Linked DNA regions of Homo sapiens: region 1 is linked to region 2. A link is an interaction called in ENCODE POLR2A ChIA-PET data of the cell type or tissue named here. Cell type or tissue: PC-9. All regions are shown on one strand.

What was found. ChIA-PET counts read pairs that join two places held together with the same protein. Peaks named below come from ENCODE experiments on the same cell type or tissue, not always from the same donor. Only the 100,000 strongest peaks of a DNase experiment are listed, where the experiment ranks them.
Region 1: POLR2A ChIA-PET joins it to region 2 with 5 read pairs; 3 of 35 experiments call an interaction of 5 or more read pairs at or near these places.

Annotation. Positions count from the first base shown.
Region 1 is chr17:31,069,738-31,074,737 of GRCh38, forward strand. No RefSeq gene overlaps it. Among named protein-coding and RNA genes, the nearest start is that of MIR4733, 22 kb to the right of the region's middle. In PC-9, no CTCF peak of the experiment used is centred here; a DNase peak (open chromatin) is centred at 2,674; H3K27ac peaks cover 483 bases.
Region 2 is chr17:31,154,956-31,159,955 of GRCh38, forward strand. It overlaps NF1 (neurofibromin 1), which reads left to right. Exons shown (of 58, transcript NM_001042492.3): 2 at 1,028-1,171; 3 at 4,055-4,138. Among named protein-coding and RNA genes, the nearest start is that of MIR4733HG, 62 kb to the left of the region's middle. In PC-9, no CTCF peak of the experiment used is centred here; no DNase peak of the experiment used is centred here.

The sequences.
Region 1 (5,000 bases), 85 kb before region 2:
AGTGAGCTGAGATTGCAACATTGCACTCCAACCTGGGAGACAGGGTGAGACCCTGTCTCAAAAAAAAGAGCAGTCTTTCTAAGGAGAAAGAATTTGATGTTATATTTTTAAAACTACTAATGACAATGAAAACAGATAAGAACACTGGTAAAACTGAAACCACACTTCACCCAGGGCTGTACCCATCACACAGTAATTTTTCATTAATTCAAAATCTGTCTGGAGAGATATCCCAATGCTCTTGTTAATTACTTCTTTCAAGGCATTCTTCTCATTGTAATTGAGCACTCCCCTGGGTACCATCCTATAAGTAAGTACATTAGTGCCTATATACAACCTACCGAGCCAAGTACTTATACACACAAACTGGCTTTCTGGCTCACCTTTCAACTCTCCCATTATAATTTCTAGAGAACACTGCCAGGTAGGCTTGCCTGTCATCCTCAATAAAGACCCAAGTGAGGATTCTTTTCCGTAAAGCTTCAAGTTTAATTAGCTCATTCTGCTAGTTCCTTAGAAAAGGCTTTCTGCTGCCAAAGAAAATTAAGCTTTTTTTAAAAAACAAAAACAAAAACAAAACAGGTTTCAACTCATTCGGTATATTTTAGGATAAATATATTTTGAAGGCAAGGGCAAAGTTTTTTTGTTTTTGGTTCTGTTTTTGGTTTTGTTTTTGAGTCGGAGTCTCACTCTATCACCCAGGCTGGAGTGCAGTGGTGTGATCTTAGCTCACTGCAACCTCCGACTCCCGGGTTCAAGCTATTTTCCTGCCTCAGCCTCCAGAGTAGCTGGGACTACAGGCACGCACCACCACGCCCGGCTAATTTTTGTATTTTTAGTAGAGACAGGGTTTCACCATATTGGTCGGGCTAGTCTTGAACTCCTGACCTCGTGATCCGCCCACCTCAGCCACCCAAAGTGCTGAGATTACAAGCATGAGCCACTGCGCCTGGCCAAGGGAAAGGTTTTTATACATATTTTTATTTATCCCTTAGTAACCTGAATATGACTAATAAAGAAATCTTGACCAGTGCAGTGGCTCACACCTGTCATCTCAACACTTTGGGAGGCCGAGGTGGGCGGATCACGAGGTCAGGAGTCCACAACCAGCCTGGGCAACATGGTGAAACCCCGTCTGTACTAAAATACAAAAAATTAGCCGGGCATGGTGGTGTGCCCCTGTAGTCCCGGCTACTCGGGAGGCTGAGGAAGGAGAATTGCTTGAACCCAGGAAGCAGAGATTGCAGTGAGCTAAGATCACACCACTGCACTCCAGCCTGGGTGACAGAGCAAGATTCTGTCTCAAAAAAAAAAAAAAAAGAAATCTTTATACTATAGTAATAAGGATTATTCTGATAGTTACTGTATTGATTGTTTTGATAATTACTGTGTTCTTAGTTGCAGACAACAGAATTCACTCTAGCTAGTTTCAATAGAAAGGGGTTACAGCAGGGTATTAGGTAGCTTATGGGATTTCCAGCAGTGCCAGAGAAACAGGTGAGGATACCACACAGCCGGAAACAACCCCAGCAGAAATGCCCAGCCATAAACAGGGCTGTTCTCACAGAAGCCCCACTGCTGCTGCTCACCATTCAATACCTGTGATGCTGGGGGCTGGACAGTGAGGCTTCTCTCAAGGCTCTTTCACGGTCATGTCTGCAAAAAGATGGACCCAACTACATGTGCTGCCACTTCACTTAAATGACCTTCATCTTCCTGGAGCACATAGGCATCTGCTGGGCAGAACCTGGGTCATAGGCAGAACCCTAGCTACAAAAGAGTCCAGACACTGTAGGTTTTAGAAATGGTCAAAGCAGATATTGTGTGGACCCATTCGTGGAATCTGCCACAGTGACCATATCGATTTCAGGCAATTTGTAAGTAATGGTAATCATGAGAGTTATATGAGAATAATGGCTAGCAATTTCCAGTGCTTTGTAGCACTTAATATCTTATAAGCATGATTTCATTTAATCCTCAAAGCAGCCCTATGAGGTAGGTACTATTCGTATCCTTGGATTGTAAGTGAAGACATCAAAGGACTAGAGAGGTTAATTCACTCACCCCACATCTCATGGTGGTAAAAAGCCAGGATTCAAACTCAGCTCTGTCTGAATGAAAGTCTGTGCTTTCAGCTAGTATACTGCTAATGCTTTACTAATTATTATTTTTAGTTTATCTTCTAGGAGCAGCTTGACTATCTAATCTGGGTTTACCACTTCTGGAAGACTTTTTACCCACAGTGGGACTCTGATATTTGTGTAACTGGAAATGGAAATGAGATCTTCTGAATGTGGAATGCAAAGGAGAGGGTACGTCTCACCAATCCTGGGTTATATTACCTTTGTGTCAGATGTAAGGTGACAAGCCAAGCATAGGACATGCACCAAGTGGAAAAGTCCACTGAAAATTTTATCTTTGAAGAGAACAGAAAAAGCATTAAATCTCTATATCTGGTACAGTCTATATGGGTTGTTTTATCTGAAAGGGGAAGGAGGAATGCTTTAAAAAAAAAGGTAACCTTAACTCTAGGCAAAACTTAAATTATTTTCTTCTCTTTCTTCATTTCTAAAGCTACAGCCAGTCAGACAAGATGGGACATGTAGTGTTGCACAATGATCCTGCTGCATTTTCAGCCTCCAGGCTGAGAAGCAAGTGCAATTAACATTCCAAGGTGGGAGTTATTTCCCCACCATTTGAGCCCTGCAGCATCTTATTGTGATTACAAAGGCTGGACTAACTGGCTTTGTCAATGTAATGTATACACATTAAACATATACAGACAGTTCTTGAAAAGTTATAAATTCAAACATTCCATAGTATGTGGAACCCAGTAAATTATAGAATGGGAAATGCTTTCAAAGGAGCACCTGATTCAGCATCCTCCTACCTCTTGTTTCTAATTAAAACAAAAAAAAAAAGAAAAAGAAAAAAGAAACATAAAAACAACGGCATTGTAGTCATGCTTTAATTTCATTCTAAACTTGTGTCATCCTGTTGAATTGAGGCCCACAGGGAACAGGGCCCAGCAAATCCCTGGACCTCCTGGTATTTGGTATAAACATAGCAGCTAACCTGGACTGGCTTCCACAGAGCTAAGACATTTTCTTTTTTGCACACAGAGCAGTATGCTCCAAAATTATATGTACATGTTGCAAAAGTATATATTTTGTTCCAAATATATGCTCTAAAATTATATATAATATATATATATTTTATATATATATAATTTCTTTGAGTCAGGGTCTTGCTCTGTTGCCCAGGCTGGAGTTCAGTGGTGTGATCATAACTTACCTCAGCCTTGAACTCCTGGGATCAAGCAACTCTCCTGCCTCAGCCACTTGAGTAGCTTGGGCTACAGGTGAGTGCCCCCATGTCCAGCTAATTTTTATGTTTTGTAGAGATGGGGTCTTGCTTTGTTGCAAGGTATCTAACTCCTGGGCTCAAGTGATCCTCACGCCTTGGCCTCCCACAGTGCTGGGATTACAGGTGTGAGCCAATGCACCTGGCCATGAACACATAGTTTTAAAAATACTTATTTGTTTAAATGTATATTAAGAAAGACATATAATAGGTCAAACATGAGATTCGTGGATGTTATTGCTCATAGCAAGGCTAAGATTTTAAAAAAGAAGGGGGAATCACTGAAAGGAATTAGATAAATAAATAACATGATACTCTAGCAAAACCAAAAACGTTGCAGGTGGTCCTGGAGTGATGAAAGTGAGGGAAGCCATCGAAGAGAACAGTGCCTGGATTCAAGTGCCTGCTCTGTCCCTGACAGGCTGGAAAGATCTTGAACAAGTCGTCTCCCCCTGATGAACTTCAGACTGTAAACTAAGAGGATGTACTGGGGCAATGTTGAACGTGGGGTGTGTTCTTCCTTGTTCCAGGAGACCAGGGCTTCCCATGGTGTCTCAGGCACTGGGCAGGAAGAAAGGTGAGGCTTCCACTCCCAACAGCTTCAACTAGAGGCAGCTTTCACTAGCTTTACAAATGCAGCTTCTTACAGAAGTTGGTTTGAAAATAAGGTTTCATTGGTTAAAAAGTCTGAAAATGTTCTTCTCAGCCCCAAAATAGAATATTTATATACTACGCTTTTGTAAACGATAACTAACCAAAAAGCTAATGATATCAAAATAAGTTCAGCTGGCGTGCGGCTTGTTTCAGGAAGTCTGTTCAAGAGGAAAGTATAGCCAAATAATAACAGATAATGTGTTTGATCACAGGCTATCCCAGGCACTGAGCTATATATACTAATGAATCTTGGAAAAACAAAACCAATAAACAAAATAAAACCACCACTAGGAGGTACGTTTTATAAATAACTCCACTTTACAGATGAGGATACTGAGGCTCAGAGAAGTGAAGTGGCTTGGCTTAGCTCACCCACTTTGTGCACAGTCAGGGTACAAACACAGGCAGTCTGACTCCCCTTAACTGTATCACTGTGTCGCCTCGCAGGAGGGCAGAGAGAGGTGCCTGGTACCTGGGAATCGGCGATCTCTAGCAATACAGATAAATACCCCATTTAGTGCACATTTCAGGCTACCCAGCATCCATGACCCAATTTTCAAAGATTTTCCATTCATCTAGTTGTTAGGCAGTGGTGGTCCGGGCATGCTTCTTTGGCCAGGCCAGGGATGATTTCTGTTTCATGGTACAGTCTTTGCTGTGAGGGTTCATCTGGGTGGGGGCTCACAGGCCTCTTACAATGGAGTTTCTCATATTCTGAACCAATTCTGGGTTCTCAGGCAGGTCCCTGAGTCATATTCTTTTTTCTCCTGGATCACAGGGCTGGGTCTACCTACTTTCTTTCTTTCTTTTTTTTTTTTTTTTGATACTGATTCTCGCTCTGTCAACAGGCTGGAGTGCAGTGGCACAATCTGGGCAAACTGCAACCTCCGTCTCCTGGGTTGAAGCAATTCTCCTGCCTCAGCCTCCAGAGTAGCTGGAATTATAGGCATGCGCCACCACGCCTGGCTAATTTTTGTATTTTT
Region 2 (5,000 bases):
CTCAATCTCCTGACCTCGTGGTCTGCCTGACTTGGCCTCCGAAAGTGCTGGGATGAGCCACCGTGCCCAGCCTATTTAGTATTTCTTTACTATCAAAATAATCGTCCATTATTAACTGATTTAGCAAACTTGGGCATGCCCCTCGGTCTCTTTCCACCTTTAGTTGTACTATGTTAAAAATGAGAAAGTTATATTCAGGTTTGTTTTTTTCACAGAGGAACATTGCTAGGTTTCTCTGTTAGCATTAGCAGGGTTTAATATTAACAGTAAGTATGTCCATGATGCTTTAAATACAGAATGCTATTTTTGAGCAGAGTAGAGATGAACTTCTAGACAGTGGAACTTAACTCATTCACAGAGAAATGTAAATGTGGTCTTCTCATAGAATATTTTTTCTCATGGGATTTGTCTGCTTGTGTTCTGTTATCCCTTCAATTGTGTAGCTGAGGGTGCTTATCTTACTGAGTGAGTCTTACTGTTTTTTCCCCAGGTTTTATAGTTTGTTCTTGCTTCTGAACAATCAGCAGTTGTTTGCCATTATTGACAAGAAGTCTAGGGCATAGATTTTCTTGATCTGTTTTTCTTTTAATGTTTGAGTTCAATGGATAAGGGAAACGGTTGTATGCATTTTATTGCAGACATTCTCTGAAATAATTTTTAGCCACAAGCAAATAGCTCTGTTTCTGTGAGTCATCATTTCTTCTTATATAGTGCTGGATAAAGAATTCTATTTTGTAGATAGAGATTTATGACTTCCAGAAAGAAAGCTGCAAAAATGGAAGTTTCCAAAGAATTTAAGATTTGCTATAATAAATGCTATCATATATTGGTGTTTGAGATGCAAATGTACATATCTGTGTATCATATATTGGAGGTTGATTGAAAATCGGAGTTTGAGATGCAAGTATAGGTATCTGTGGTTGATGCAGTTTTCCTAAAACGTCATGATTTTCAATGGCAAGTAAGTTATTTATGGTCGTTTTTAAGGATAAGCTGTTAACGTGTTTTTTTTTTCTTTTTTTTTCAGCTTCCAATAAAAACAGGACAGCAGAACACACATACCAAAGTCAGTACTGAGCACAACAAGGAATGTCTAATCAATATTTCCAAATACAAGTTTTCTTTGGTTATAAGCGGCCTCACTACTATTTTAAAGAATGTTAACAATATGGTGAGTATTTGGGTTACTGTGTTTTGGGGAATTTGCTTTCTTTTCTTTTTGATTAAAAAGTTTAGAACAGCATATTTTGAAGTATGGAAAGTGATTTTCTGTGGACTTTGGATATAACCATTAATCTTATTTTGTTTACGAGCACAGATAACCTTTTAATTTTATTTTGTCAAATTTTTAATCAGCTGGGTTTTAGATTCAGTGAGCACAAGTAACTGTAACTTTCATTTTAATTTATTATTTCCCTTAGAAACATCTCCTATCTTTTGTGACCATGTCTCCTTTTCCAGTATGTTTCTTGAATTAGGATTTCATAGAGCTTTTGTGGCCTACACGAATTGACCACAGTAATCCATTACACATATTTTTCTTTAGCATCTTGTTTGAATTTACTTACGGTTGTCCCAGCCCTAAGTAGATGATAAAATATGATCTCATAGTCCTAAAATGTGGATTGATTTTTTTATGAAGATATGTGTTTTTTCTTCCTTCTGTAACCTGTGACAGATTCTGTAGTAGTTACCCTGTTGTTGAAACAGTTTTTCTCAAATACCAGTTTCATCAAATAATTCCACTGTTAAAAGCTCATAATTTCTTTCTTCTTCCCATTTTCTAAAATCGATTGACGTTTCCTAGACTTCAGAGTACTCCAGCTGTCCTCCCTCTGTACCTTTGAACATATAACATCTTTTGTCTTTCTCAAGTGATCCCTTCCTCTCTCTAAATTCCTATTTAACATCTCCATTCTAAGCTGTTTCAAACTAACATACTCAGTTCATGGCAACTGATCTGGATTTTTCTTGATTAACTCTGAACTCTCTGCTGGTGTTTAGCATTTATTTATTTATTTATGAATGAATAAATGAATGAATGAATGAATGACAGGGTCTCATTCTGTCACCCAGGCTGGAGTGCAGTGGCGCAATCTCGGCTTACTGTAACCTCCCCCTTCCCAGTTCAAGTGATTTTGCTGCCTCAGGCTCCCCAGTAGCTGGAATTACAGGCATGTGCCACCATGCTCGGCTAATTTTTTTGTATTTTTAGTAGAGACGAGGTTTCACTATTTTGGCCAGGCTGGTCTCAAACTCCTGACATTAGGTGATCCGCCTGCCTCGGCCTCCCAAAGTGCTGAGATTACAGGTGTGAGCCACCGCGCCCAGCCTGCATTTATAATCCCAGTTTGTATTTGTTTGTATTGAGTTGTGAAACAACTTCTGGTTATAGATTGTGAAGATTGTTCCCCCTTCCTTTTTTTTGAGATGGTCCTTAGGTTTATTAGATAATATTCTAGTATGACATTGAAAAGACATGAAGTTACCTTTTTGCCTTATTCCCATATTTTAGATAATTTTTCTCTTGTTCTATTTTATTTTTAACTGGCATACAATAATTGTACATGTTTATGGGTACATATTGATGTTTCAATACATATAATACATAGTGATCCCACTAGGGTAATTAGCATATCCATCATCTCAATATTTATCATTTCTTTGTGTTGGGAATATTGAATATTCTCTTGTTATTTGAAACTATATAATGTTAACTGTAGGCCAGGCATGGTGGCTCACGCCTGTAATCCCAGCACTTTGGGAGGCCAAGACGGGCGGATCACGAGGTCAGGAGATCAAGACCATCCTGTCTAACATGGTGAAACCCCGTCTCTACTAAAAAAAAAAAAAAAAAAAACTTAGCGGGGTGTGGCGGCATGTGCCTGTAGTCCCAGCTACTCAGGAGGCTGAGACAGGAGAATGGCGTGAACCCGGGAGGCGGAGCTTGTAGTGAGCCAGGATGCGCCACTGCACTCCAGCCTGGGTGACAGAGTGAGACTCCGTCTCAAAAAAAAAAAGTTAACTATATAATGTTAACATAGTCATTCTACAGTAGTACAGAACACTAAGTCTTATTCTTCCTATAAAGCTATATTTCTGTATCCTTTAACAAATCTCTACCCACCCCGATTCTCCCTACCCGACCCTTCTTACCTCTAGTGTCCTCTCTTCTACTTTTTACTCTTTTTAGCTTCCACATATGAGTGAGAGCATGTGGTGTTTAACTTTTTGTTCGCATCATCCTTGGTGTGTTTCCTTTTAAGAAAGTTGCTTACACAATACCCTAAACTTACAAAACTAATAAACTGGAGGTGTAGAAAATCATTTACCTTCTTTATGGAAAAAATTAGTATTTTCCCCCCAAAAGCAGGACCATTTATAAATAGGTAAAGAGATTTACGGAAAGACATTTAACATTTTTTGTAGCTCCTCTGTTGCAGTGTGTGGGGCACAGTTTAGTATTTGCACATATGAATATGTGGCTGTGTTCCCAGTTATATTGAAATATTTTAATATTTGGGACCCTCTTTTCAAAACAAAACAGCATTGTTATATTGGCGTTCATTTAGTGCTTATTAAATAAGTTTTCAAAACCATAGTCTCTTGTTAATAAATACATATGTAGTATTCATTTTGAGGATAGTGAGTACTTAAAATTCACTGTGGTGCTATAGCATGTTTTTGCTATAAAAATTAAGACTTTGATCATTTCGTGGCATAAAAGTATAGTTAAATCCCCAATTCAAGATTCTGGTACAGGTCTATATGTGTGTCTAAATCCTACATATTTTTAAAGCATGAAGCAAAACAGCATCTTTTACTGTTACAAGGTTAATGGCAGACTCTAATAAATGCCATTTCTGTTTGCCTTAGACTTTAGTTTTTATGAGGATTAGGATAAAATCAGAAATAATATATTTAAGTATAGTATAATCTGGGAGGTAAAATGGAAGACTATTGTTGATCTTTTAGTCTTTCACTTTTCAGATGTGTGTTGATTGGTAGCAGAAAGTGAAACTAACTTTTATGTTCTGAATATCTTTTCTGTTAGAGAATATTTGGAGAAGCTGCTGAAAAAAATTTATATCTCTCTCAGTTGATTATATTGGATACACTGGAAAAATGTCTTGCTGGGGTAAGTAAATTGATCTTAAGTAGGCAGGCTTTGTGAATTTGATCTTGAGAATGATCTTATGTCCCAAAGTACAGATGTGGACCAAGAGGACAGTCCTATGGACTTTTGTCTGAGACATATAAATATGAGTTTTGTTAATATAGCTGACCTGGTGACAGACAATTTTTCATGAGAAAATTTTCTCATCTTTTGTAAATTAAACAGATATTAAGTTTACTTATAAAATGTTATGTTTCAGCCACGTATCTGTCTCTCAGGTTTTTAGGAAAATATTTTATGAAGAGATCACTATTTGATTTAACGGATCTCTCAGAGAGTTGTGGGAGAGTGCGATTCAGAAGTCCAAGAGTAATCTTGTATTTCCTCCTATATGAATATGATTTTAATATTCTACTTTTGAAATTTATGTAAATGAGAACTTAAAAATTAAACCTATTAAGGATAGATGTTACCTTGAGAACACTTGTTTTATGTAGACACACAAATATGCGATAGGTATGTGGAGGAGGAGAGTACCAAACAATTATTTCTCTGGTTTCCTGTAAGTTGTTACCACAGTGTATTTCAACCATGACTTAATTTGAACTTTTTCAAGAGTATTTCTATTGTGTAAAGAAAGTATTTCTATACATCATTATCCTTAATTCTTCCTGGAACATGGTAAGAGTTTATATAAATATATAAATTAAATACCTCTGTTTTAATGATCTGCCTAATCCATGTGTATTGAAATTAACTCATTTCTTATGTTCTCTCTTCCTTTGGCTCAGAATTCAGAATTTTGTTTTGATTCAGAATTGCTTCCCTCTTCACATATGTTGCAGTTCTCTATAGTGAAACTAGTTGAAAGAGACCTTAATAT